Linked DNA regions of Mus musculus: all the other regions are linked to region 3. Evidence: chromatin loops called from intact Hi-C (ENCODE). Cell type or tissue: left cerebral cortex. All regions are shown on one strand. Links, peaks and the distances in the headings refer to the core of each region. The heading gives the core; the rest is flanking DNA. Region 1 has its middle 49 kb from the start of 4933409F18Rik. Region 2 overlaps Gm9866 (predicted gene 9866). Region 3 overlaps Sox11 (SRY (sex determining region Y)-box 11).

Region 1 (10,061 bases), core at 676-8,675, 550 kb before region 3:
AACCTGAAACATACAGGATGCACAGTTTGCCCCATACGCACAGGGTTATGGGGACAATTGTGGAGGACAGGATGCTTTCTTGCTAGTTGAGCTCATTTGATGGCCACATATGCAATGCTGCCTGCAAATTGTAGAGGAAACCCCAGAGCTGCAGACACAGTAAGAGTTATCTATCTATCTATCTATCTATCTATCTATCTATCTATCTATCTATCTATCTATCTATCTATTTTGGCTATACTTCCTCCAAGACACCCATGCTCTGTAAGTACTTTGGTTTGTTTACAACTTCCCAGGTAAAGAAACAGAATATCTATGTAGAGGTATACTGCTCTTGGAGTCACTTGGGCCAAAGTTTGCTTTTGAACTAAAGTTAAGTTAAATTTTTATCAAGTCCTCGTAGTGCTATCTGAGAATGTGTAGCTTGTTCTTATGCATAAAAGGCACAGACATATGTGAATAGAGTCAAACCCACAACCCAGATTAGTTTATTCAGAGTCCTTGTATGTGGTCTGTGAGCCTGGGTACTGCAGGCCTTGGCCAGTGCATAGAGTTTACAGGCTAGTCTGTGCCAGTCATTCACCAGGCTGAGTTCTCACTAACTGTGTTTATCTGATCAAGTGCCTCAGGCTCTCTCTTTTCACTTGCCTTAGATTTTCTTGCATATGAAGTGAGGTTGTGATCACAGGCTATAATCATGTGCAGGCCTCATGTTTGTGGCAAGCAAGATTGACAAACAAGTTCCCCTGTCCTAAATTTAGAGAGAGGTATTCCACTTGATCAAGGTTAGGGTATAGTTTTCTAAACCCTGGGTTCACCTGCACACTTCCAAGTGAACATACAATTGTGTCTGTGGCCTCCCTCACCCATCCCTGACTATCCTGCCATGCAGCTATACTGCTTTTGTTCTTCCACTCTCTTCCAAGTACTTTCCTATTCAAGACAACCACTTTCTGCACCTCCCTGCATGCCTCCTCTCGCTCAGATCCTGAAGTCCCTTCCTGCTTGTTCCTATTGCCTCTCCATGCAGCTTCTGTTGGGAGAAGAGGCAGCATCGTGGGCTGCCATGAGCTCAGTGAGGCATCTGTCTTGCTCCACCACAGATGGCTTGGCACCTGTTTCTGCAGAACTTCCTTTCCCAGAACAGCTGGCCTTTGCCATCTTTCTCAGCCCACAGCCATCCAACTGTTCATCCGCACTGGTGACCAGCCTGAGGCATGCTGCCTTGGAGTTGAAGGTGCTCTCTGTTCAGTGTTTTGTGGTCTAAGTTAGTTGTACTTGCCCTGGATTCTGGATTCCAAGGCAGCACTGTCATCCTGCCTGCACCTGGGATAGGTGAGAGTGTGTGTTTGTGTGTGTGTGTGTGTGTGTGTGTGTGTGTGTATGCATGTGTATACTTAGACTCTGTGCAATCCCAGTATCCTTACAGCCTTAACATCCAAGGTGTCACTAACAACCAGTGTCCAGATCAGACCAGCATCCTGATTCTCTAACAGGTTCTGAATTCAGTGATTCCCACAATACACTCATTGTTCCTCATCAGTGACCTTGAAATGTGAATGAAACTCTTTAATATTTGAGTCCCACATCCCCCTGACATTTTCTGTCACCAGGGATTTCATTTTTCCCTGTGTGCCAGCTCTGGTTCTAACCGGCTCTGTGTCAGCCAGCTCTCCCCGTTTGTAACAAAACACTGGAGACAACTGACTTAAGAAGACAAACGGTTTGTTTTGGTGCCCTTTGTGGGTTTTAGTCCATGGCTGATTGGCTGGCTGTCTCTCAATACCCTTGGACCTGTGGAGATGTGGCTTACAGCGATCTGAGTGCATCCTAGATGAGGCTGTGTGTTCCATGTCTGGAATGTGAAAGACAAAGGAAGAGGAAGTTCGGGGCTCCCAGTATGCTCTCCAAGAAGACAACTCCAACAACTAACTACCTTCCTCAAGGCCCTAGCACCATCCCCTGCCTTTTCCCCCTTGGGCTAAGAACCAAGTGTTCACATAGAGGTGGTCTTTGGGAAACTTTTATCCGAATCTTAGCAGGCCATTAGTTCAATACGGACAGTTGGGAATGTGGCCTGGGCCAGTGAATGTCCTGACAGGCTCTTGTGGAATTTAGCTCTTGTTCTAGGTAGAAGCTGATGAGCTCTTTCTTGAGAGTCCTCTAACCCCCTTGCTCTGATCTTAAAGGGCTTTTGAAATTCAGAGACCTTAGAAACAAATGCTTTAGCTTCCAAGCCCATCTGGTTGAATGGATACTTTTAGCTATGAAGCAACTATACAGATGAAATCTCAGTCATTTCGATAACCCATATCAGCATGGCTAGCCTTACTTCCAGAGGAAATATTCTCCCATATGGCATGACTTCAGAGGCATGGCCGTGGCTACATATGCCTCCTTTCCTCATCTCCTTCCCCAAATACAACTATTTCAGGTTTTCAGTTCCTAGTTAAACACAAATTCTTTCCTCAGGAGTTATAGCTTATAATAGAAAATCCCCCAGAAAATCAGCACTGATGGTGGGATCCACATCTCCAGGATGAGCTTTTCCAAGTTTTGGGTCTTACTCACATCCTTCCAGTTTGCCTGAATTTGATGAAGCTACAGTTGAAGTGGGTAACAAGGAAAAACTATTATTTAAAGAAACAGAAAATGATAATAAAAGATTGTAGAGGCAAGTGGGGACATAGATGCTAATGTGGGCCCTCTCTAGGCAGCAGTTTTATTACTCAGCATCCACTACCTCATCAGGGGAATGAAGGCATTCAGGTTCCCAGCTTAAGACTTGCACAATTATTCCTATTCTATAGAAGAAGCAGAACTAGAAGGGCTTGGGGCAGTTTCCTTTGCCATCTGTGTGGGTCACAGTGTACATGATCTCAAATCCCAGGACTGTCTGTCTCCTTGCTTCAAACCTGCATGCAGACACATACCTGCAATCGAGCTTTGTATGGGTAGGTTGAGGCAGAAGGACTGTGAGTTCATGGCCAGCCTCAGCCACATAATCAGAGCCTAATCTAATAAGCAATAAAGCAAACAAAGAGACAGTTCATAGCCATGGAAGCCAAGTTTTCTGGAACAAGCCTTTCCTATGGGTATTAAAAGAGGAGAGGTAGCTGGGTTTAGTCTGTTCCTGCCTATATTCTTAAAAGGGAATGTCATCTTCTCCACACAGGTAGTTCTGGGAAATTAATCTGACTTCAATGAAAGAGCTAGCAGGAGACCAACACTCAGAACACAGGCACATTAAATGCTCACCAGAGCACAACTTATAGCGTGGTGGCATTAGCCACATTTATGCTGTGTCTGACTTTTTTTTTTTCTCCAAATGCCTCATTTCAATGCTGACAGATTGGTTGACATCACAGTGTCTGTGGTATGCAGTGACAAAATGGTGTGACTTCTGTTACTACTGTTACTCAGACTACTTCATGGAAGCATTTGATTGACAAAGAGTACTTGTGCAAAAAGGTGTTCTCTGCCAAGAATTGGATCTCATGTGGTGTATTATTAGATCAATGGTATTTAAAGGCATTTTCCCTCCATGAACTCTCACAAGCGAGACAGCAGGCCGAGAAAAAGGGGCAAGCATGTATCCCAGCCAAGTGCTTCCTCACCAAACTCTAATTTCCATATTTTAGCAAGGAATAAGATATGCAATCCCAAACTTTATACATCTGGGTGAGAAAGAATAAAGTTCTTTGTGTTTTCAAATAGTGCATTTCTTTTGTTTAAATGTTTAAATACCAAAACACGCATGGTGGCCAATAGCAAAACATATAAGACGGCTGCAGAAAACATCCTCTTATTCCCTTATTGTCCTTCGTGGTTCCTAGTTGCTTGAAATCCTTGTAGGGAGACAGCAGCAAGAGAAAACAATGTGATCACCAGCAGAATATTTGCTTTCTGTTGGAAGATTCCAGCAAAAGGTTTCATGTGCTGGATGGCTTTTTTTCCAATTAGAAGACCAGGCTGGGCCTTTGGCACTGCGCTGATTCACAGCAGGGCTTTTCTGGCATCTGCTGGTGGGATACTTGCAGTGGGAAAGGAGTGTGTCTCTTAACCTCTTGACCTCCCTAGAATATTGTCCTGAATGTAAAAGCTATTGTCCTTCAGGCCAGTGACTTCTGCATGTGTACCACACACCATCCTCTTTCTAAGCAAGGATGAAGGTGTTCACCGGACTCAACTGAAAATGAGAAGCACAGCAACAACCTGCTTCGACATCTAAGACATCCCGAAGACAACTGCTTAGAATAGTTCATCACTGTGTGCATGCACATTCCAGGGCACATAGGGTGTGAACCAGATAGATATCATGTGTGCTATTTATAGAAGATCAAGGATATTATAATTAACCTGGTTTTGGACAACAGCTGCAGGTATCACAAAACATCTGGGGACAAAGACAATGGACCGAAGTGCAGGCTGCCGGCATGTGTGATGGGTGGAGAGACTCTTCCTCCCTCATGACTTTTCATTCCAATCACAGAAATAGCTGTCACTTTCCTGCTACCAAAGGAGGCAAATTCATATGAGGACAAACTTCTGTTCTAGCATGTTGGTAAGTACAAGAAACGTGGAGATGGGGTGCTGAAAGGCAGGGGCAAAGGCCTGGGCTGAGCAGCAGGGGCAAAGGGCCACCCATGCCACCCTGACTTAAAGTCTCAGATCTACCAGTTCTCTTAGCCTTGACGTGGTCCGGCTTGGTCTTCTCACTGGAAGAGACAAATGTTTTCTTTGATTTCATCATTACAGGCTGTTATATCAGAAGCATCAGATGCCAGACTGTGTAAAAGTATAACACTGAGAAGTTCACTAGGGGTAAGGACACTGGTACCATGTGGGTTCTCTACATTGGGGACCTGCTGGTAGCTGACTGGAGTCTGCTAGGATTTTTTTTTTCCTCCAGAGTCTTGTCTTTCCTTTTCCTAGTTAGCCTGGCAATCTCTGCTCCTCCTCTGAGACGTCTAATATATTTTCACAGCATTCCCAACTTCATCATTTTGACTCATATATTTTTGTCCCCAATGTCTGCCACTCACTGTATACCACCTAGTGCCAGTCATGGAGTAACCCTTAATCTCAGCATTCATGAGAGCTGTGTTCTTTTTTCTAGCTAAAGGAACTGACAGCATGCTTTATCTAGTATGGCTTATGTTCCCAGTGGATCATTGCCAGAGTCAAGACTCCAGCCCGTGGATTCACAACTCCAGTATAGTACTTGCCATTTCCAGCCTTCTGTAGGACTTTCAGAGGCTCACATGTCTGTATCCCCAAATCTTAGCAGCCTGTCACACACACACTCACACACACACACACACACACACACACACACACACACACACACACACACAGAGAGAGAGAGAGAGAGAGAGAGAGAGAGAGAGAATTTATAAGTGCACAAGGCTTATACTTTCTTAGTTTGAATATCTTGATGAAACCACAGACATAATTGAAGTCCAAGGTGAAGGTGTAGAAACGTTTCTCTGGAAGAATGGGTTTTGTTTTGTTTTGTTTTGTTTTGTTTTGTTTTGTTTTGTTTTGTTTTGTTTTGTTTTGTTTTGTTTTGTGTCCCTGACCATTCCATTAAAGCTAATGTTTATATCCTGTGGGATACAGGGAAAAGTGAGGAAGCAGGTTTTATGAGTAGAATATGCTTAAAATATTGCTCTGGTAGTTTATAAATGCTGACTCCTTTTCTTTGCAATATTCTTTTTTATACTGGTTAATGGTAAACTTACCTGGACTCGGGATAATTCCTTCATTTTATTAGTCTTCTTCAGAAAGCATAAGCAGATATCTGTGGACTTTTCTCCTTTGTCCAGAGATAAACACATTTGTGTATTAACTATTATTAGTTTATAGTGTTTACCCATATGTGTAGTAGATATGTGTCAATAACCTTTTAGTTTCCAGCTTGTGAGAACCAAAACCGATTAATGCATATCATACAGCCACATGGCCACAGAATATAAGAGCTACATTTTATCATGTCTTTGATAAAAATGTATAGTTATTAATATTTTAAATTCTCAGTTCTATAGATTAGTAGTGTATAAAATGAAATCATGCACAAAGAACATCTACATTATATAGAAATGTAGTCACAGTTCTCAAGAAAAGCATTTGAGCAATCTCTTGAGTTACGAGCTGTAGTAATGACAAAATACTTGACAAATGGCTTTGGAATGAAGGGGTTTCCTTGGCTCATGGTTCAATGGTAGAGTCCATTGTGTTTGGGAATACATGCAGTCAAAATGCTTGTAGCTGTGACTATAGGAGGAATGGGAAGCAGCTGGTCATGTGATATATACAATCAGGAAATGGAAAGAGACACATGCTAATGTTCCATTGGCTTCTTCCTTTGTACTCCATATGGAAACTCAGCCTGTGAGATGGTGCTCCCCACAGTCAGGCTGGATTTTAGTACCTCCTTTAAAACTCCTAGGTGCTTTCAAAACCATTCAGGCTGACAGTGAAGATTAACCTGTGCACAAGCTAAGGGCTACTTCAAGCCAAAAATAATTCCTGCTTTAGGTAACAGCTGACAATAGAGAAAATGTGGTTTATTAAATCAGACATATTCTCAAATATGAATGGAAGTTTGACATTACAGATGGTTATGTGTGCCAAAGAATAATAAAATATGAGCTGGAGTTGAAAATGAAGATTTTTTTTTATCAATCATCTGCTTATCTACCATCAGTCCATTATGAACTATTATTTATATCTATATAATAACTACAAATAATCTATTCTGTCATATAACATGTATGCATCTATCTATCTATCTATCTATCTATCTATCTATCTATCACCATCTGTCTATCTATCTGTCTATAATCAGTCTGTCTGTCTATATTGGATCTGCTACCATGAGCCAGATAACATCCCAATATTTAAAAATGTCCTTGGCAAGATGGTTGTCATTATTATTGACACTGCCATGAAACAACTAAAAATCCATTTTCTTCCAAGTGACTATTATATGATGTCATGACAGACCAAACAAGAGCAAAATTCTAATAAACTATAGGACAGGAGAATGAATCAAAGGGTGAAATGTATGTCCGATGATAAGGCTTTGTGTTCTATATTGTGAGGAAGTGTTGAGAAACTATCATTTGTCAAGTTTAGGTGTAGTTTTAAAGAATACTATACATGGATATAAGGAAAGTGCTAAAATGTTTTCTTTTTAGCATATAGTATGAATCTCAGTTAGCTTTAGAATTAAGCCAAAATTATCTGACACACATGTGCATATGTGAAAATGTGACAGTCTATTTTAAAGGTAGATATTAAAATAATTATAAAAGTGTAAACATGCCAATTTTGTACTACTTTTTATATTAAAAAAATGTTTGCTTTTCTCTGCCATTAATGACTGCTGAGGGATGAAGAATAAACCCTCCTCAGACCTGAGCTTCCTAAGTGGTTATCCAATACTAAGTGGCCAGCCCCCCCTCCCAAAAATAGGTATATTCAAGCTATACAAAAGGATCTCAATAGATTATATTTATATATTTACATGTATATAAACACATGACAATAATAATTAAGGAAAAGGAGACCCAAAGGAAATTCAAAGTTGGGTGGGCAAGGGAGGGTAGATAGAGAGGTGGGGGGGGGGATTTGATCACAACAGTATGTGTGCAGTTCTCAGATAACTGATTAATCAGTTTCCAAACTGATTTCATGTTTAACATATGAGTGTGGTGGGAAGCTGATTGAGGAAGACATTCTGATGTCAGTCTTTGTCTACCACATGTGTCTGAACAGATGAGCACACACACACACACACACACACACACACACACACACACACACACACACCATTAGTCATAACTAATCTAATCTGTGTCATAAGAACATTTTCAATTGCCTTAGAAATTACTAAGTGAAGAGTAATTTTAGTCATTGGGACAAGCTTTTACTGAATTCTGAATTTTCTATTTTTCTTTTATGGCCTCTGGCTTGTAGGGAAAACTGGCTGTGGAGGGAAGCTAGGAGTTTACCTGGCATTAGTTTGACCCTCATGAACCTGTATCTGGGTTATGCTAAAACCTTCAACATCCCTTCTAGGGTCCATGAAACAGAATTAAGCAAGCTGTCAGGTTGAAGGTCTGAGGGCTATAGGAAGTGACTGCAAAGCTAAAAGGGTCCATAAATGTGGGTTATGTGATATATAAATCTAAGTTACAGAGAAGAGTTGAATTTGTGGTGTGTGTGTGTGTGTGTTGTATACACCTGAGTATGGCTTGTGTGTTTTATGTATAATGTGTGTATACAGTGTGTGTGTAGTGTGCAAATGCATGTGCTCACAAGGAAGCAGGAGGACAACATAGAGCATGCTCCTGTACCACCCTCCACCTTTTGATACAGGGTCACCCACTGAGCCTGGAATTTACCACTGGGTTGACTAGCAGTCAGTTACTCATACAAGTCCTCGAATTTGCCCTTCTCCACAGTGTGAGGGTTAAAGACCTAGGTGTTTGTGCCTATCATTTCACGTGGGTTCCGGGGGCTGAGCTTACGTCTACAAACCTGAGCATATGTCTTCTTGTTTGTGCAGCAAGCACTCTTCCTGAGCCACCTCTCCAGGCCCAGAGTTAAATTGTGCTGAATAAGGAAATGCTGGTGAATCTGGGTACATAAAGTTAAGACTGAACCCCATCTCTGAGATAAAGACGGCATCGTGGAGAGGGGCTGAACATTATTCCCTTGGTGATTGTTTCTGGTCCTGCCTCTTAGTAATTGCAGCCCGCAAGCACCCAGTGTAAGAACTTACTGCAATCTGCTGGAAATGGTTCATTCGCAGCCTCTGGGTAAGAAAAAGATAAAATTGACTTTGAAGTGGCAAATCTTGTTATAAATTGAATTCTTCTGATCAAGCAGCTTTTGGTCATTTAGAATTCACTTTGAAAAGTATCCGATTGCGAGTTCCATAAAATGCAGAAGCCTGAGTATCACTGTGACCTCAGGGGAAAAATTGTGCACTGAATAAAATTGCAGATTTAGCAATTTTTCCCATTGTTCCTCAATCACGGACATACTGTGTAGACAGGCAGCGGGTGCCAGAAAACCCCAATCTCCTGGCTGTTCCTCAATCAGGTGACCATTTGGAAAAACATTCATTTTCCAGAAGGGTCCTTGAGGCTCATTGTAGTCCGAGACGCGTGCCCAGTGGACATCCACTCGGTGTGTTCATGAAACCAGGTGTGGTAGAAGAGAGGAGATTAGAATTTACACATAATCTTGGATACTTGAGAAAAATCCTTTCAGACAGGAGGGATCCAGGGAATATGATTTGAGTTTTTGTTGATCTGCTGAAACTCATCAAACCTGCAGAATTTATAGGTATTGACCAAGTTAGCAATCAATAATAAGTGCAAAGTTTAAAAGCCCTGCATAAAAGACACATTGTGCTAATTAATACTGTAGCCTGTCATCTGATTCTATCTATAATCTATATCTATCAATCCTTCATCTATCTTCTATAATCTTTTATCTGTTTCTCTGTCATCTATCATCTATAATTTATATCTAGCTACTATGTTTCAATAATCTATTTTTGTCATGTATGTATATATCTGTATAAACTATTTATTCCATACCATCTGTCTACTTTATATCTCAGTCTGTCTGTTTGTCTGCCTGCCTACCTGTCTGTCTGTATGTCCCTGTCTGTCTATCTATCTACTGTAATTTTTGCTATAAACAAGCCATGGGGAGACCTGGAGGCTAAGCAAGGTTGTTTGGCTGGGTAGAGAATGACTGATGAAGGCTGAGCACATCTCAGCAGCCTGGAGAAGACCCTCCTCCTCAGACGTTTGCAGCAAGCTTCTGAGTTTATCAGATCAGCTAAGTGTGCTGCTCATTCACAGTGACAGAGGTGAGAGGGCAATGACCCCCTCCCTCCCCCATAGCCTTAAATTCTCAGTGCAGGACTCACTCTACCACCTCTTGCTCCTAAGACTGATCAAAGAAAGTCACAGGGTGAACACAAAGAGAGGAGAAACCACTCTGCTTTCCCAAGAGGACCTCCCAGACACACATCA
Region 2 (10,061 bases), core at 620-8,619, 200 kb before region 3:
GCAACAAGGCTGAGCTATTATTTCCCTGTGGATATATGGCTTAGCTAGCTGACACTCAGGTCAATAGACTCTGGTTGAAATGACTCTCAAGCCCAGACCTCAGCTGCTGTCTACCTGGCTTGTCTCTTGTTGTCCTTGGGCCCAGCCTTTTGATCAGCCTGCTCCTGCTGTCTGCACAACTTGCTTCCCTCCACTGATCCCAAAGGACAAGGCTTCCTTTAGTCACCCCACCGGGTCATGCTGTCATGGTCTTTCCTAATGGAGAGCTAGGGAGGAGACCTGGGTAGGGGGGGGGATAATGCAGTTGACAGTGTACATTCTTAGCACTCATAGAAAAAGTGATATGATATAGCCTATGCCTGAAAGCCCTGTGCTGGGACCACAGAGACAGGAGAGTCCCTGAGTCCCATGGACCAGGCAGTCTAGACAAATCAACAAAGTCCAGATTGAATGAGAGACCCTGTCTCAAAATTAATGGAGGTGAGCAATGGAGAAAGACACCTGATATCAATCTTTGGTCTCCACATACACATGCACAATCAGACACATGAGGGTATACGAGCACACTCATGCACAGGCACACACACATGTGCACACACATACACACACACACACACACACACACACACACACACACACACACTGGAATCAGCCTTTGAGTTTACTTAGAATCTACTGGAGTCTCTGAACTCCACTTCCTTCCACTTCTCTCCAGCCTGCCTGGTTGTGCTGTCTAGTTGATCTGATTGTGCTTATGACAGTGTGACGCTGAAAGGGTCTCCCCTGCTCCAGGACCTGTTTTCTATAGAATGGACTTCAGAATCATAGGAGAGTCAATACAGACAACTGGTCTATGGCAAGGGGAAGGAGCTAGCTTGGGGGAGGAGAGCCGGGCTTGGGCCCTCACTTCTTCCCCTCTCTTCCCTGTAGATGTAGTAGAGACCTAGTAGCTTATAGGCCTGGTTGGGGGGGGGGCACACTCTAGAACAGCCTGAGAACAGACTCAGCATCAGAACAACTGGTGGGGCACACTCTAGGAGGACAGCCCGAGAACAGACTCAGCATCAGAACAACTGGTTTCTTGGCCACACTGCACCGAGGAGCAGGGCACTGCCTCTTCTGCCCCTCCCAACCCCTACGCACACCTGTAGGGCAAACCACATATAAAAAGGAGTTAAGATTTCAATTCATACAATTCTCTCAAAACCCACACCCCCTACCCAGAGTCTCTGCTCAAGTAGCTTCCATATTCTGCTGAGGATTTCAGGGCTATGTCTAATGTCACTCTGTTTACAATGAAAGACCCAGGGAGTCTAATTTGTCTGAGACATTGAATGGTGGTAAAGCTAAGAAGTTGTCTTATCTGTATTTTAAATCGGCTGCAATTATGGCCATTTAATGCTTAATCCAGAAGAATATCCTTGCTTTACATAATAGAAAAGGCATGACACCAAGTAACAGTCAGTCTGCCTTCTGTTTTCACTGGGGATTAGTTCTCAGAACCTCAACAGATGCCAACATCTGCAGATGCTCAAGTGCTTATATAAAATGGTGTGACACTCGCATGTAACCTATCGCATTCTCTCGTGTGCTTTAAACTCTCTCTCCACGGCTTACCACACCTAAAGCTGTGTAAAAGCTCTGCAAATGAGCCTTACACTGGGCTTCTCTGGCAAAGGGAAACAGATCTGTATGTGTTCAGTACAGAGGAACTTTTTTTCCCCTGAATATTTTCAATCTGACATCGTTAAATCCACAGTTGTGAAAGCAGCGGCACAGAAGGCTGCTGTGCACACCCCGGACAGGAAATCGCTGCTGTTTCTTAAGCTTCTGTGTGTGCTGCAGGATTTTCCTGCCAAACAGCATTCCTCGCTCTAGTTCTGTAAGGAAGCTTTGCAACTCTACAGATGAAGAGTCTCCCATCCAGGATGGGATGTGGCTCAGTGGGTAAAGTGCCTATGGTACAAGCCTGAGGCTCTGCATTCTGGTTCCTAGTACCCTGTAAAAAGCTGGGGCCGCTAATGTTTGTCTATGACTCCAGCACCGGGGGGGCAGGGGACAGGGACATGAGAGTACCTAGAGCTCATTGAGATAGCTTAGTTAAGTTCATGAGTTCTAAGTTCACTGAGAAATTCTGTCGTTAAAATTCTAGTGGAAAGCTGTCTTGAGAAAACATCTGGTGTTTTCCTGTGGCCTCCATGGACACTCCATCCTATGCCTAAGTGCAAGCAAAGATTATCTCAGCAGATTCACCTTTCTTAACGCAAAGAGTAATAGGAAAATGTATATAGTATGAAGTATATACAAAGAAAATTGGAGAGTGTTGGGCTAAGACCCATTGCTAGAATGTTCTAGCCTTTCTTCCAACTCAAGCAAGGCTCCCACCTTGACAAGTTTTCCCAGGAAAGAGCTCTCAGCCTCTCTACATCAAGTTACACACTGTGGACACAGAAGGACAGATCCAGCTCTTAATGTCATAGTCAGTGTTCAAGGGAGAATAATGGGGAGAGGACCATTTGCTGTTGGCCTTTAAGTTATCACTGTGGTTGTTTACCTCTCTCTGTCCTGCACCCTCCTATTTATACACAAGCAAAGTTTGCATAAAATCCTTTACTATCCAAATGGCATCTGAGGCTCTCTGTGTCATTACTCTCAGCATCTTGGCTTCTGGCCCCTCTGTGTAGACACAGTGTAGACAGCAGGCTAGCAACCTCAAATAGCCTGCACCTGCAATTTGTCTATGCTTATACGCGCATACATGTCCTGTCTCCAGTTATCTTGCCCCAAGAATAAATATCTACATTTCTTCCTAGTTATGTTTTATCAGGAATGATGTTATTGTAGTAACAGGGTTACAAACTGCATTGTTTATCATCATGGCAGTCCATGTGTTTAGCATATTCCTGTACACATCTGTGTAGGTGCTTGAGCCCTTGCACGGACGTAAAGAGGCTGAGGAGGAATGTCAGGTGTTCTGCTTTACACTAACTGCCTACTTCCTTGAGAGAGGATCTTTGATTGAACCCAGCACTCACTGCCATTCAGCAGGGATGATGGCCAGCAACCCCCCAGCAATCATTCTGACCCTCCTTCCGGGTTTCTAGGTATGGGCAGCAACACCCAGGTTTTATGTGGGTTTGGGGATCTGAAACCTGACCTTCCTGCTTACTCAGGAAACTCTCTTACTCACAGAAACACCTCCCCAGCCTAGTCCTTGCTTTCATGAATAGGGCTGTGACAGCTTGCAAAATTTTCACTCCAGTCTCCCATCTTTATTAAATACCAGCTGTGTGCTTGTGCCTGATGGATTTTTCAGCATACATGTAATTCCTTCTTTACACGTGTGTGTGTGTGTGTGTGTGTGTGTGTGTGTGTGTGTGTGTGTGAGGCTCAGCCTCCTTTCAGAATTCTGAAAGTGGAAGCAACCTTCAGTTGGGAACATGTAAAAATGAAGATTTGTTCCAAGTGAACCCTGTTGAAGACAAGAGTGGTGCACTACTCAGTCAGTCCCTATATTCCTTCTGTCTCAAGTCCTTGGTGGGGTAAAGTTCCAAGAATGGAGACCAGCTACTTCTATGAGAATCTCCCCCAACACTTTCTTTCAAAGGGATCCTCCAGAGTGCCCTCAGTCATCACAATGCAGACAGTGACTGATGGTCTCCCTTCTAGAGCAAAGCTTTCGAAGCATTCTTCATGGTCCAGAGAAAGACTTGAAGAAAGTGAGGCCAGAAAGTGTTCATCATAGCTTGGTGGATATTGATCTTGGTCATATTTGAGCATACCCCAAAGCATAAAAATGACATGTAAAAAAAAAAATCAAGTTTTCCAATGGCTGGAAGAAAAGAGAGGAGGAGACAGAAGAAGAATGTGTGCTGAAAAAGGCTTCTACCATCAGTTTCCACTCTGAGGTAATCCACTAGATGCCCCTCCTCCGGGTGCCCAAGTGGAGGCAGTTGCCAATAACCCTTTATTCCCAGAAAATAAAAACCAGTTTGCAAATGTCAAGGTGAAAAGTGAAATCAGCTGAATAAGCAAACAGCCATCAGGGGCCACTCAGCCTCCGAAGCCCCGGGTGCAATCCACAGCTCTCTGGAACGGTGCATCACTCCTCTGCTTGGAGAGCCCAGCCATCTCCAGGAGAGTCAAATCGATTAGAGGCCACCTTTTGTGAAAGCGATGTTATCATTGAGGCCGTAATTTATGCAAAGAAATTCTGTGGCTAGGGATGATTAAATTAGAGTCTACAATGCAGGGATTTCTACAGCATGGTCCCCCTCGGGGGTTCTCACTTTTATCTACATTGAGATCAAGTCTGTGAAAATTTGGTGCATATGGTTCGGGATCTGAAAAAAAAAATTAGAATGCTTCCACATGTCCCTGTGTATTTTTGAAGTGGAGAGAACACCACCATGGCTCGGAGAGCCAACACAGCTTTGGAGGCGAAGGCATCGCCTTTCCAAAAGCAAAAAAATTAAAAAATTAAAAAATAAGGAAAAAAGAAAACAGCTAGAAAAGGGCTTTTCTTGAAACTTCCAGGAATGAAGCCGCACATCCCACTTCATTTCAAATGACAGCGTTTAATGTATTTTTAAAAAATGCTCCCACATATGGAGAGGCCACCAGACAGAGCTCCCAGGAGGAGATGGAACAAGAATGGCCTGGACTACATCTCTAATGTGGTTGTAGTTTCGCCATCCCATTTCTATAGGACCCACCATCTTAGCCTGCTGTTTGGATGGTGGTAGGAGGGAGGCACAAACAAGCCTGCAGGGCTCCCCATGCTAAAGACACAGCCCCACAGGTTCAGCCTCTCTCTCTCTCTCTCTCTCTCTCTCTCTCTCTCTCTCTCTCTCTCTCTCTCTCTCTCTCTCTCTCTCTCCCCTTCCCCTCTCCCCTCCCACCCAGTGATGCATAATTCACCAGTGTGCTCCAGCTGAGTCAGGCAGAGCAGAGACTGGACAGGGCAGCTGTAGGAGGGAAAACATGGAGGCTAACAAAGCCTGTCTCCCTTGCAGCAGCCCTGTGACATTGCGGGACACCAGATCCCTGTTTCAAGTAATGCAATGTGGGCTTTTAACAGGATATTCGCAGTTGATAATTTTTAAAATGTGTATGCAATCTATGAGGGGTCCATTAACTCTCAGACTCTACCCCCTTCTCTAAATGTATGGCATCCATGAAAAAAAATCTACCTAGGGAACAGCGGAGCTTGTTGGGGGCTGTTTGCTGGCAACCAGCCACTAGGCCTGGTCAGGCCTGTACTGACTTCTTCCTCTATTCCTCCCTCCAGCCCTAGAGTCAGCAGCTGCCCTCTGGGCCCTTAACAAAGGAAGCTGCTGCTCAGGATGGGGGAGGCTGCGTTGGAAAGGAATGAGGAGCGGTGTGGGGCTCCTGGCGGCTATAGTGAAAGAACGGTCAAGATTCATTCGTTAACACAGTGTGACCTTCTGGGCCCCAGGTCGAGCCTGCCATCTATCACGTCAGGATGGAGGTGGGCATGGGGCGTTTATGCATGTGTGTGCCTGAAGCATATTAATTCACAGAGTAACCCAAGGGGACAGTATCAGCCACAAAGTATCCTTCCCAAAGACAGACTTGGGAATAAATCAGTGCTTACTCCCTTCCTCCTCCTCCTCCTCCTCCTCCTCCTCCTCCTCCTCCTCCTCCCTCACATACACACACGCACATACACAGACATGAGCGTATGCTCGCCAACACATCCAAACATACAAAAAAACTAAAGTCTGGTCCACGGAAAATCTGACCTTGAGACAAGTCATTTTGAATGCAAATTGAAGTCTAACCTGGTAGGCTGTTGCCCTTGAGATGGCCTCCCACTTCCTGACAAACCTAGGGGACAACAAGCATGCACATGGTCCCACTTGGCCTTGAATGAGGCTGGAAGAGCAGCAGCAGCTTGGGAGCAGCCCCTGTGAAGCGGGTGCAGCTGGCCAGAGCTGCCAGCTGCTGGGCTTCATAACAATGGCTAGGCTGAGGTTTCCTCCGTCCACGCCCACCAATGCAGAATGCCCGAGGGCTGAGATGTGCTTTTGTTACTATTCCCCACTTAATAACCGGCTGCTGAGAAGGGGTGGAGGGAAGCCCAGCCAACTGAGTGAATGGAAGCAGAGCCAGCCATGGCTGGGGGACTCCCTGATGGGCTCTGAGGCCTCAAGGTCCTGAGTGAGCACACCTGTCACCTCTCCATCCTTTAGAGACCATTTGCCACATCTTCCCAACGCACTAGAGAACCAGGCAATGGCCATGCGCTTCCTTCTCTCCTGTATTTGTCTCTATTTGAAAAAAAAAAAAAAAGCAAAAACAAACAACCACGACAACAACACACCTCTTAGGATTCAGGGGAGAGCAAAGTTTCTAATGCAATTGTTAAAACCAAAGAAATGTATAAAGCCTGCTTGTGTTGCAGTAATGCATAGTTTTGTGTATTTATCCACAGAAAACACAGGAAGTCTTCTGCGATACCCACTCTCAGGGAGCTGACAAACGACACCCACACTTGTTTGTCTGGAAGCTTCCAGAGACCTTTGCTCCCATGCTAGGTCCCTCCCTGCCACAGCTCACAAAGCCAAGGCCACATCTTCTTCTCTTCCTTGTCTGGGAGAACGTGTTCTCTGCCTATCTTCTCAATAACACCATTGACAGGACATATTTCCCAAGAACATGAAATCTACTATGCTGGATTCCATTTCTCTTGGTTGAATAAAATATGATCCCAATTTTTCTTCGTCTCACTCACTCACAGCCACGCTTTGAGCCACTCATCCTGGGCTTGAACATAATCCATGTAGTTCAGAATAATCCAGACACTCGAGAAAAGCTGAGGTTTCTTTAGCTCCCGTGTTCCCCCAGGAACATTTTCTATCCCTGAAGACAGGATGTATCAGAATGGAGGAGTCCAACACGGAGATCCTTCCTGGCCATCTAATGATGATTCCAGGAGAAGCAGAGGGGCTCATCTGCACATAGTGTCAGCTCACTGATGACCCTAGAACGAGTGCACTTAAGATCCCCGTGCCTTCTGTGACCCTGTGTGTGAGCAGAGTGCGTATTTCAGAGCTCATCAAACAGCACCCCAGGAGGCATCAACAAGCAACCACCCATTGTCTTTCCCACAGACACATTATTTTCATGGTCCAAAGGCACTCACAGGTTAGCACAGAAGTGTCTGCACCTCTATTGTATTCCCTCCAGTCAAGTCCTGGCTTGCGAATGCAAGCAGCTTGACTTAGCTCCTAGTTGTCTGGACACTTCTGCCTTGGGTCTCATGAGTTTCAAACATCATGGATCTTCAAAGGCAAGAGAGCACACGGTCTTGGGCACAAAGAGAGGGAAAGACATCATGATAGCTCAGAAAGCCAGCTTAAGAGTTGCATTATCGGCACTCTTTGCAGATTTAGTCAGTAGAGTCTTGAAAAGTCCCCAGAACTGCAAAAGAACACAGATCCAACTGGTAGGGGAAGTACAGACGTTGGAGAATATGGTCTGCATGAACTTGGGTTTGCCATTGGAAAGTGGGTTGGTTTCTTCACATGGTGCAGAGGCAGGATGCTGGATAAAGGAAGTGATGCCCCTGCAACCTGGTGACCAATGCTGAACAGGGCTCCGCTTTTCCCTGCAGAAAGCAGAATATGTGTTATAGCCAGAAATCAGCAGCGTTTAGGAGAGTGAAACCCAGTGACTCATTCCAATATTGTTAGCACATTATTTCACACACCTATAAAACTCATCTCCGACGTTAAATCTAAAAGTTCTCTTGGTATGTGTGCATGGGTGGGGGCTACAAATTTATGTGTGTCTGTGTATGCAGAGGGCAGAGATCAATGTCTTCTGTCTCCTTCAACCTCTCCAACTTATTGCTGAAACAAAGGCTCTCAGTGAAGGTGGAGTTGGCTCACCAATACAGCTAGACTGGCTGACCAGTAAGCCCCAGGGAGTCTCTTGTCTTTGACTCCCCAGCCCTGGGATTATAAGTGTGTGCCACTGTACTGCTTAGGTTTTATGAACTTGACACCAACTATAGTCACCTGGGAAAAGGAGATCTCACTCAGCTGAAGAATTGTCTCCATCTGCCTGGCCAGTGGCTATGTCTGCTGGGCATTTTCTTGGATATTGATTGATGTGGGAGCGTCCAGCCCACTGTGGATGGAGCCACCCCTAGGCAGGTCATCCTGGGTTGTATAAAAAAGCAGGCTGAGTGAGCCACCAACAGTAAATCAGAAAGTAACACCCCTTCATGGTCACTGCTTAAGTTTCTACCTGCAGATTCTTTGAGCTAGCGTTCTGACTTCCCTCCATAATAGACATTTCAGTAAGCTGAAATAAACCCTTTGCTTCCCAAGTTGCTTTCTGTTATAGTAATAGACTTACTACCAAGCTTGGAATTTTATGTGGGCACAAAAATGCAGATCCTCCATGCTTGGGTGAGAAGAACATTGTTGACTGAGCCATCTATCCCTCTAGACCCCACCCCACCCCAACAATTTCTCTTTTGATATCTTTTTTCTTTTTCCTGAAAATTGCACTCCTGACATGAGCTTCATGAAGACAAAGCCTACCTCAGGAAGGACTGTGAGGCAGCGAAACACCAGGATGAACAGAAAAGTGGTTAATGTGCTTTTCTTGGTGGCCTGGCAACTGGAGATACCGAAAGGGGCCTGGAAATGTTTCCAAAGGGAGACCAGCCCGTCTAAGCAGAGACTAGAGAAAGGCGTTGGATACCAAGTAGGCGGCAGAGCTGTCTTCATAAATCGCCGTCTGCAGGCCTTTTAATGTGTCAGTGTACCTCAGCCATTAACCATGTTTAATTGCTATCTCCGGTAAGTTCCGTAGATCATTACCATACCAGTCATTTTTCAAAGATCCTCGTTAGCACAGGACTAGGGAACACACATACAAAAAAGGGACCTGACAGGAAATGTCTAGAGAGATGCCGCAGAAAGGGGGTTGATAACAGTGAGCCAGCCCTCAGAGGGGACCTGTCTCTACTGGCACTGTAATAAGATGCAGTGCGCACACCAGGGCTTTTCTACCAGAGCACATCAGACAAGACAAACGAGCTGCCTGCTTCTAGCTGCTATTTCCCAGAGCATAGTTAGCTGTTGTCCACAGTGCCCGCTAGGGCAGAGGGACCTGGCAGCGGCCACTTTTGAACAGTGTCCAATGGGTTCTGGGAGCACCTGGGGGCACACACAGCGGGAAACCATCAACAAGCAGGGATGTGTGTGTTCTGCCACGGCCATTGCCAGGCTGTGCTGACCACCTAGCTTCAAGGTCATCTGAGACCAGATCCCCAAGGCTGTTTCAACAGTCAATCAAGAGAGAGGGAAGAGAATCTCCAAGTGAGCGCACTTATTTTGTTTCAGCGACTATTTTCATGTTGCCACGCCCTCTGTCCATCCAAGGTGTGTAATGTGAGCCACATCATGTTCTTTTATCCCTTAAACCAGAATGATGGAAGGCATCTTCTGTGTTTGCCAGTATGTCTGCTATGAAGACAGTCACATTGGGTACATTTATGTTATGGTAATGAATCCCCACAGGTGATCTGGACTCGCCTTCCTGACATCTTATATCCCTATAGAGTCACAGAAATGGCTCCCAGAGTGCAGGCATCCCACTGGAGTGGTGGTTACCCTCAAGTTTGGGCTGAGGGCCTGGGAGTTCTGGTTACTTTTTAAATCAACTCCACTCCTACCTCAGAATTCATCGACAATGTGGATTGGTGTCTATTGAGGTCTCCATTCCAGACATTGTAGATTCTTCCCTAGGGCCCTCATCTCAACCTTGGGCTGGTGTCCATGAATATCTTATTGCTACCTGCTCAGAGATGGCATGCTAACCATGATGGGATTTATCCAGATCAATCTCGGTTCCTAGCTCAGCAAGCTGCTCAGCTCTAAAGCCTGTGCCACGTGGTGCCTACAATCTAAGACAGAAGTGTTTAAGGGGAGCCTTAAAAGTGAAGTGTGTCGGGCTCTGAGTACATTTCTCATTCCAATAGCTCACAGAAGTTCGGGCTTCCATCCTTGTTTGCTGTTCTA
Region 3 (10,061 bases), core at 1,252-9,251:
CGATGGAGTTGTTTAAAGATGTTCAAACATTATTTCTGACTCTAGCTTTTTAAAGGTCCTCTACGTCTCCATGCTTTATTGACAGATAGCTGCAGAGGTTCATGCTGCTGCTTCTGTCCCTCCACGGAGTATCAGAAGGACTACTCTCCACTCTCTGTAATGAGTTACCATACAGGCCCTGAATACTGACACCCCACTCATTCCACGGTGGATTTAGAGATCTTGGTTATTTTTTTTAAGCCGGTGAATGGAACCATCAGACATTACTGAAACCTAAAACTATGGCTGAAAACCCACTGTACAAGGGAGAGCAGACTCCTGCCCCTGCATTTAACTGCATATAGTTAGTTGCTCTTTGCCCCCTTATGAGGAAAGAAATACAAAGAAGTCAGAGATGCTCAGCTCTTCCCTGTTGTCAGGCTCTGAGCCCAAACCAGGAGTCTTGTTTCTGTCTCTTTTTGACTGGTTTTGTAGCTCAGTTATCCACACCTACCTATCTTTCCAGTACCCTGGTTCTGGGGAGCTTGTGGGAATCCCATTATTCTCCCTGTCCACTTGGTGGGTTTGGTGCATAGGTTTGGGGTGCAGGCCAGTGAGTCTGGGCAGCCAGCACACTACAGTCCTACCCCCGCCCCGCCCCCAGGACTGACTTTGGCGGGAGCTCCAGGAGAAGCTGCCACTGGAGGATCTCGTGTTCCTGAATGACCCTTTAGGTTAGAAAGAAGAACAGTTAAAACCACCTTCTTCGGGGTTGGGGATTTAGCTCAGTGGTAAAGTGCTTGCCTAGCAAGCCCAAGGCCCTGGGTTCGGTCCTCAGCTCCGGAAAAAAGAGAAAAAGAGAAAAAAAAAAAAGAAAAAGAAAAAAAAAAACCACCTTCTTCAGACTGTGGAGTGTATGCTCCTAACGCTGCAGGTCACCTTAGGCTCTCACTCCCAGCTGTACCGAGGCCCCAAGATCACAGGCTCAAGACTTGGCCTGCACCCACATGATCTAATCAGAAAGAGCCAAAGACACTAAGTCCAGGCTTCTCTTCACACCATCCCTTCAGCAGTCCTCTGCCACCGCCTCTTCTACCCTATGGATGTTGGGGTTACTGACTACACCTCTCTCCTCCCTGACCCCCTTTTCTTAACCAGAATGCAATCAAATATTATTCTCCTTGCATCTTATATTCACCTTTCTATGAGTAACTCTCTTAATCCATCTTCTCTTTACCCTAGTGCAGAACACTGTCTCACTGTATCCTAGGTGGTGGTGGACCTACAGTCTGGATCAGTTCTAGGAAGCATCCATTGTTTCAGGCTACTCCTCCTCCCCAAGGCCCTCTACCCACTCCATACAGACACCCTATAACTCCTGGTCCACTAGGCTCAAACTCTCAATTTCAATAAACTCTTTGAACCAGTCTAGCTGTCTCTGCAAACCCACTGGATTGAACTCTGGTCTATATGAAGATGAAGACTGCCTGCTCAGGAGAAGTCCCCAGGCACCAGACAGAAGAAAATGTTCACCCTATCTGATTACAAATCAAAAGGCTCTAGAGCTTGGACCAAACATAATTGTGTTAGGAAAGCATTCCTGAGGGAAGAGCAGTTCGGCAAAGTGGTCTCCCCAGAACTCAGTTCTGCTTAGAACTGGGAGGTGAATGACTGAGGACAGGATTTCATACTTTCCTGCTTTCTTGTAAATGACAGGATGAGCCCGACTGGAGCTTTTTCTGATGACTTAGCCTCTCTAGCATTGAAGCCTGAGTTTCACAATATGACACAACACAGAGATGAGCTGGGGATGATTTGAATTCAGATGCGTATCTCAACGCTCAACACAAGGCAGTCTCTGGCTGTGAGCTCTTTGAATGCTTTCTATACTGTCCCTGTGAAATTAACCTTTCTTTTTTCTTTTTTACCTTTCTTACTCCCCTTCCTTCCTCTTTCTCTTTCTTCATCTCTTCACATTCCTTGTGACTCTGGCTTCATGTTCTCAACTCACCCCTCTACATGTCTACTTATACTTATAACCTATGTGTTTAGCAAACTAAAAACCAAACTCTCAGGAGGGAAGGAGGAACAAACAGTATTTGAGGAGTTCGTTGTGTTGATGCCACTCTTTGAAACCTAGAGGTACAGGGGAAGCCAGGCGGTTGAGCACTTGGGTGGAGAAATTTCTAGAATAGGAAGCAATAAAGGTTCTGTCTGAGCAGAAAGCTTAGCAGTCATTCCAGTTGGTTTGTTGATTACGCACCATAGTTGTGTGTGTGTGTGTGTGTGTGTGTGTGATATGTGTGGCAGGGACAGAGAACAGCTTTGTAAAGCTGGTTCTCTCCTTTCTGTGGATTCTGAGGATTAAACCCCACTCAGGCACAGCAAATGCCTTTAACTCTGTGAACCACCTCGAAGTCCCCAAAAATGTCTCAAGGAGGAAGTGTCTCATAAACAAATCTAAAATGTAAAGAGGGCAGCCCAATATCCAGTTTGTGAGTGCAGGAAAACTTAGTGTGAGTTTTGGTAACTCCCTCCGTGTACTCCCCGGTGTGTTAGGTGTGTTACCTGCCTTCCTAGTGCTTCAGCTGCTTAAACTCCATGTACATCTTCTCAAGGATCCCGGGAAAAATATGGCTATAGATGTATGGCCACATATATGGGGAAAGATGAACAACTCAGGTTCTTCCAAACCTGGAACTATAATCAGCTGTGGTGACCAGTAAGGACACAGGAATCCCTTTGCCTTTCTTTATGACAGCAAGGCCTGTGTACATGTTTGCTGGACTAAGGACAAAGAAAGCTGATGTCACACGCCATACCCACTACCAGGCCTCATTCTGGGGGGCTTCCATTGATATCTTAGTGCAAACTGCACCCCCCAAGGGAGTGGATTCATTTTTGCTTGATTATATTGCCATTCAAAGCAAAAATTAAGTGTGTATGTGTGGAGTGAATTAACAGATGCCTAGTGAACTTCAAGAGCTAGCAGTGACCTCAGCCTAACTAAAGGGTGGCGTCAAGGGGGCTCCCCCTTGTCCGGGACTTTGCTCTGTCTAACTGTAGGCTCGGGATGCTTCTTGGATGATTTCTCTGCTTTCTCCACTCTTCTTGGTGTCTGGACTCTGACATTTCAGGTTACAGTCTTCCCTTCCTACTTCCTCCCCATTTCCCCAACTCAACCCTGGCCAGCAAAGCACCAACTTTTGAGTTGTTTGTCCTCACCCTCAACTCTTGGGCCCAGAACAGAGCAGCTTCGCTCCAGAGGCAGGTAGCCAGCAAGCCTTCTCTCTGGGGTCCCAGGAAGGAGGGGCATTTGTTCAAGGAGGAGGTAGAGAATGGAAGGTCCTTCAGGCAGGGGTGTATGAAGTCAGAAAGACAGCTGGTTGAGCTTCCTAGAAAAGGGGATCCAAAGGGTCTGACTTGAATCTGGCGCCTACTATCTTCAGATTGACTTGACTGGTTCTCCTGCCGCTGCCTTCCCAAGTGTTAGGATTGCAGGCAAGTGATATCATGCCCAGTTTATGCAATGTTGGGGACCAAACCAAGAATGTTGTGTACATCAGGCAAACACCATAGCAAATGAGCTGCATCCCCATCCCTGAGGGACCACATTGTCTGATGACTATATGCCACCCCTTAGATTCAGTGCAGCTGTGTGTTCACAGGTCACCATAAACTTTGTCCTGGGCCCTAGCAGATAATGTACAACATGGCAGAATGTTTCCCTGGGACCTCGTTCTTTTCCTGTTGACCCTGGAGTATTAAAAGAAATAATTCTATTGAAATTAGTGCTTTGACTGATGTCAAAAATTGGATTGGCTACCTCAAGTTCACCAAGTTCCTCAATTCTTGTAATTGTTTACACTCTGGTAGGGAGGGGGCTTTCCCAGCTGTAGTTACCAGCCAATTTCAAAGTTGGTACAGTGGTTATGTGAAGGAATAGTCATGGTGTGTGACAGGCAATCCCCACCCACCCTGCAGTACATTCTACATCTGCTGGGAGATTTTATCGTGTTCAAAAGCATAGGGAAAAAAAAAGTCTTATCAATAGAAATTTAGCCAGAAATGTCAATGAATTTATTTGTTGAATTCTTACAAAAAAAACATCTACTTTAAGATGAAAGGCTGTATGTAGTCTATCTTGTTTTCTTTCAAAATAAAAGTCAAATCCTATGAAAGGGTGACACCCTTTGAAAGTCATCTATGAAGTAAAAATGTCTTATATAAAAACCAGAGAGCTGTCCAACACATGGAGCTGGGTATTTGTTCTTTTGCTTAAAGTTGACATTGGTCTTACCAGGGGCCCAGAAGTGGGTGTGTGAGCCACGCATGTGAGTGTGTAAGCCGTGCCCATAGAGATCCGTCATGATACGACACAGATGTTTCTACAAAACCAAATTTAATTAATATGCAACAAACACTCACCATGTAAACACATCTTTAAAAAAATCTGATAATAATTCCAAGGACCACTTACAGGCTTTCATAAAAACATCTTATAGCAAGAGTTTCAATACAGAATGGTTTCTATGTCAAAATACATTTACAATGTAAATTGCTTATAGAGGGGGAAAAAAAAAGACACTGAGGAATGGAGTTTGCTGGCATTGGATTCAACATCAGCAACTGCCCCTGAATAATCCCTTCATCCTCTAACTCTGACAAACAGGCTAACCTACCCCTCTATACTTTGCCTATGCTTTTTATTTACTCTATTGGCCAGTTAAAAATACCAAGACACGATCACCATGCTTATTCCACTGTGGGCAGCTCGCAGCCTGCCCTAAGCATCACTTCCTGAGGGCCCCAGTCCTGCCCAAGCTGTGGGTCCTGGTTGGATGCTGAGACACCAAGACTTTTCAAATCTCTCAGCTTCGAGACAACACTTTAGGAGTCACACAGTAGTTACCCAATGCAAAGTGGGAAAGATAAACAAAAAACAAAACAAAACAAAACAAAACAAAAAATCAAAAACAAAACAAAAAAGTCACATAAAAGCCACATGTGGAGATTGATCACACGATTTTTATTGGTCTTTTGAACAAATGTATTCCTCTGTGAAAAACTCCTGCAAAAAGAGACATTGGAGTGTATGAATTCAACCCTGAGCATTAACACTGCATTCCAAGGAGGGCGGTCACGAAGCTGGTTTGATTGAAGCACAAAGCACAAGCCACTGATACTCTCTTGTGTGATCAGGTTTTTACAAAAAAATACATAGTTTTCAATAAATAATGCTTAATTTTACAACTTTGATACAGCAACGTCATACAGTTTCAACACACTACACTCTGCATGCTAGATAACCTCTACCAGAAGACATGACTTCACCATGCATTTGCTGCCCTAGTGCTACGGGACACTTACGTAGTCCCCCAGCGCACTGCCTCAGGTAGCTTCTCCTTCTCTCTGTCTGACAGCAACAGGTCCTGCGCTGGCATGCAAACTCTATAAAAGTCCCCCCATAACCCACTCAGACTTCTAAACAAAAGGGCTTTCCAGCTATTCCTCTCCCAAACCTGGAGCAGCTGTGAAAGTTGCTTTTTTTTTTTTTTCCTTTTTTCTTTTTCTTTTTTTCTCGGCCTTGGAAAACAGAACACTTGTTAACAGTGCCATGCTGATAACTACTCTCAGACTTCAGGTGGCTCTGTCCCGGGAAACAAAGCATCACGGGATGGGTTGCCACGACCACTAGGTGTCCCATACCTGAGACACAGGCCTCCGTTTCAAAACAGTCCATTCAAACAAGGGTGTTACAGAACAAATGGGAACAACTGATACCCACAACATATGTACAAGAGCAAAAGTAGACAAAGTGGGGAGTCCATGACAATGGCATAGGACGCTTCTCCCTGTGTGATTCAGGGGACGAGGCATAAGGTTTTTGAACACAAGCTGGGTGAAGAGAAATGGGATCGAGGGCCCTTTGTCAATATCCATTTGATCAAAATTCTTTTTACGCTATGTCTTGATTATTTCCAGTCGTTCTGTTTTTGAAGGGGAGGGGAATGTAATGTGCCTACTAAACTTAAGTGTCACGTTTTTTTTTGTTGTTGTTTTTTTTTTTAAAATCTCTTTGAGGACCCTGGAGGAAATCCTATGTTCAAATGCATTTTCAAACTTGTCCTATTGCTTTGTTTGGTCTTTTTTTTTTTTTTTTTCACAGAAGAGACTACATAAAAGAAGTTTGATCAAACAGTGAGGCTGGAGCCTCCACATGGGCACATCCAGGTTGCCTAGTGGCCGACTGCTCATCAGGAGGCACACCTCAGCTCCTACCTATTGCTCTTTGTGGCTGTGGTGAACTGTGTTTGTCAAGTGCCGGCAACCGGAAGTTCCCAGTGTGTGGAAACCACCCTGTCTGGGCACAGGCAGACAGGCACTGGGTCTTCAAAGAATATCGCTATCCAAGAAAATTATTACTTCTATACATGGAACGTTATGAGTGGATTTCCCTTTGTACGCCATGCTATATTTTATGCACGTTTTGTGCTTTTATTGAGTATAAAAATAGGTCTCCTTTAAAATTCTGTTTAAGTTCACTAAAAAACTACTTGTTTGTGAAATTCTCTTATAAACTCACTGCATCCACATGGAATAGATAAACTAATCAGGCAGCTAACGCATCTAGGTAGTGTTAAAAAAAAAGAAGAAGAAGAAGACGATGGGAAAAAAATGAAGGTGTGTTAGGAGTTGGGAGTTGGGGAAAGGGAGGCAGCAGTAAAGGAATGAATGGGAAGTGGCTTGGCTTCAGTACTTTTATACTGTGGTGGAAAACATAAGCAACACACAAAGGGGGCATGAAAAACCCCAAACCAAAACCTGAGTTGTTATCAAAGAGCAAAAAATGTTGAGCTCATCAAACCCAAAGAGATATGGCAGGATAAATCAATAGGAATGGACAGTGAGAAAGAATTGATAATCAAAATAAGCCAACTCTCAGAGAAACACGTCAAGAATCGTTACATGGAGACGTTTACTTTGGGGACTTATGAATTCCTGTTCGGACACATGTAAGGCTCAGTCCTGTCGTGCTTGCAGGCCACAGGCTATACAAAGGGTATCTGAAACTGACATTCCTAATGAAGTTTTTTTTTTTTTATATATAAAATTTGGCCCTTAGAATAACTGAGAAATATCCTGAAAAACCTTCCCTGAAACTGTAATAAACAAAGTTTCTTTATCTACTGATAAAATCGACAACTCAGTAAGCTAGTTTCGCTGGTCTTCCTACATAAGAAAAAAGCACAAATATAGTTGCCTCAGAAATCTGTTAAAAGCAGAGAACCTTGCAGGAAAAAGAGTATAAAGATTCTAGAAATGAGAGAGTACAAGAAAACCTCTCTTCCAAGTGTCCACAAAGATACATATGCCCATTAGGAGAAAACAGTGAGACTATACAGAATACCCCATCAGAGAATAAGAAAGCCGAGTGATGGAGTATATTTCTATTGAATGACTACTTGAAAATTGAGCAACTTATTTGCCTTATTTCCCAGATTCCTTGGGCAAAACTCATTTGAATTCTGAAGTGAAGAACAAATGTTCATTTCTTACACTGTTCTAGTATCAAGATGATTGTGGTTTCAATTCCCAGAGAAAAAAAGTAGACCTTGCCTTTTGATTTTTTTTTCTCTCAAAACAACTAAGTCAGATCCTGACTGCTAAGAGCATGCATATTTAAATCACTTCCCCTCCATTAACATTAAAAAGAACCATCCAGGCCCAAAAGAGCTGCAATGATTTTTTTTTTCTAGCTAAAGGCTAATCATTCTACAAATAATTTGCCCAGTGACCGTAGTCATTCATAACATGTATTTGCAAAGCACACTTTAAGCACACTGCCTTTCATTCGTATTATCTTTTTAATAAGGATGCATATCGAGAATGTAGAAACTGGAAATTATTTCCACAGCTTAAAGAATAAGAGAACGCTGGTTCAGGTGTTTTTGTTTTTTTGTTTCTTCAAAGATGGAAATCTCGCCAAAAAAAAATGCACTCGAGTCTGTGAACTAGGTACAGGAGCAGGGTACCCAACCGGCTAGACTGCTATGCACACAACGCCCACGCCCACGTTACCATTTTAAGATACTGTCAATGCTCAGTTAAAAATAAGACTTACTTAGGAGGAAAAAAAATGCAGCTAACCTTTTATTGAAGCCTGGCCAGTAGCTGGAATACCTTGTGTATTAGACATTCAATAGAGTTCACTGGGAATGGTCTTCACAATGCATTCGTCGAAACCGCTTTAAATATTGTTAAAAGCGCATTCAAGCGCCTTTCCTGAGTTCTAACTGGGATTTAAAAAAAAAAAAAAAAAAAAAAAAAGAAAGAAAGAAAAGATTTCTTTTTTTCCTGATCTCCAACCAAGAACTGTCTCTTCTTTTCCTACCAAGAAACTCGGCCACATAATTTTAAAATACAAATTGCAGCTATGCTTCCATTCTGAAGCCAGATCCTCACTCCTTTTCTAATTTATTTAAAAGTTCCTTCCTCACCATGGAAAACGCCCGACGGGAAACGGGAACACATGCAAATGTTAAGAACTCAAGACACTCAGAATGCCTTTTCCTTAGGCTTCAGAATCTGTCCCCAGTAAACCGCTGGTGAAATTATTCGCGGCTTAAAGGTCCCCGCGTGGCTCACAGCAGGGCGCTGTGGGGGAGGGGTGGGCGAGGGAAGCCCGAAAAAGCCACACCGGGTCGCCGCCCCACCCACGCGCTATGAGATCGCGCTGCTCCGTGAGGGCGAGCTCTCTATCTGCAGTGCCTGTCTTGCGTGGGGCACCGACCTGGATCCCTACTGGTCAAGTCCCCGCGGTCAGCGCCCGCGCCGTAATGGTTTCTGTGGGTCTAGAGTCGGGCTGTTGGGCACCGAGTTTCAATTCACTGCTGAAGGGCTCCTCGGTCGCGTGCGTCGCGGCCCTGGGGAGTTGGGCTTGCGCGCGGGACACCACGAGGGACAAGCTGGCGGGGGGGAGGGGGCAGTGGGGGAGGGGAGGGCTGGACCGGGCCCCTGGAGGCAAATGCTCCATCAAAGAAACCAAAGCCATCCTGCACCGTGAAGGCGGCTCTAGGCGCATTTGCTTTCCTCGTGCCCCACCCGCGTGGATAACGCTGAAGGGCGCGGCCCTCTCCACTCGTATCTCATTGAGCGCGCGCGCGCGCGCGCAGCGATGCCGCCCGCGGATGGGGGTGGAGATTTAAAAAAAAAAAAAAAAACCAACAACAACAGAAAAAACCCAAAGCCAGAAGCGGAGGCCTAGCCCTGTGGACACTAGCTCCAGACTCGCCAGGCACGGACCAGCGCGAAGCCCACGGCGGGGATGGAGACGCAGGGCGGGGTGAGAAGGGAGGACACCGGGCTGCAACCTATGGCAGCCTAAGGGCTCCAAAAAGCGGCATCCGCCCTCCGCCACCCGCGTCCGCTGCGCGGTGAACACGCGGCTCCCGGGAGAGACTAAGGGCCATGCGAGCTTCTATCCGATCCTGCTGATTTATTAAAATCAAGACACAGACTTCAGCACACACAAAAAAACCCAAAAACCCCGGCGGTGACTTCGACAGTGCATTGAGTCTGCTTCGCCACCATTTGCTACTAAATATGCAATGGTCTGTTTATTTAATTATATTGCACAAAATGAGAAAATTTTAAACTATGTGCCTTTCCTTTTTCTTTTTGATAAAAATCGCGTATCCAGTTTCAAACCTTCTGTCTGGGGCCCCGTCCACACATCACAGCGATGAGATACATAGGTCCTACTATGATACAGTACATACAGTCTTAAACTAAGAACAGCTCTGAGGTCTAGGTCACCATTTTCAATAAATCTTTACCTACAAATATTGAACAAATCTCTACTATAGCTGTACAAAAAAGTTTGCTTTTTTTTTTAAACCACAAGGCCTTTAGATGCAAGGATTACTTTTAAATTTTTAATCCTTTTAAACCAGGACATAACGTACCAACATATTTGCATGCTAAAAAAACAAACAAAAAAGAAAAACAAAAACAAGAAGAGAAAAAAAGAAAAAGAAATCAAAAGGGAAGAAGTGCCTGAAAGTCTTACTGAAAAAACA

What was found. A loop is a pair of places that touch in the nucleus more often than their neighbours do. Peaks named below come from ENCODE experiments on the same cell type or tissue, not always from the same donor. Only the 100,000 strongest peaks of a DNase experiment are listed, where the experiment ranks them.
Region 1: a loop joins it to region 3, with 6 times the contacts of the local background. A loop is called at or near these places in 2 of 42 quality-filtered maps.
Region 2: it touches region 3 in a loop (8-fold over the local background); 5 of 42 quality-filtered maps call a loop at or near these places.

Annotation. Positions count from the first base shown.
Region 1 is chr12:26,780,605-26,790,665 of GRCm38, forward strand. No RefSeq gene overlaps it. Among named protein-coding and RNA genes, the nearest start is that of 4933409F18Rik, 49 kb to the right of the region's middle. In left cerebral cortex, for the core only: no CTCF peak of the experiment used is centred there; DNase peaks (open chromatin) are centred at 1,104 and 5,176.
Region 2 is chr12:27,134,530-27,144,590 of GRCm38, forward strand. It overlaps Gm9866 (predicted gene 9866), which reads right to left. Exons shown (of 2, transcript NR_045870.1): 2 at 6,267-7,633. Among named protein-coding and RNA genes, the nearest start is that of Gm9866, 21 kb to the right of the region's middle. In left cerebral cortex, for the core only: no CTCF peak of the experiment used is centred there; DNase peaks (open chromatin) are centred at 1,800, 4,433 and 5,992; H3K27ac peaks cover 493 bases.
Region 3 is chr12:27,330,228-27,340,288 of GRCm38, forward strand. Sox11 (SRY (sex determining region Y)-box 11) reads right to left here. Exons shown (of 1, transcript NM_009234.6): 1 at 4,041-10,061. Among named protein-coding and RNA genes, the nearest start is that of Sox11, 7.5 kb to the right of the region's middle. In left cerebral cortex, for the core only: a CTCF peak has its summit at 5,671; DNase peaks (open chromatin) are centred at 8,059, 8,621 and 8,713; H3K4me3 peaks cover 1,995 bases; H3K27ac peaks cover 806 bases.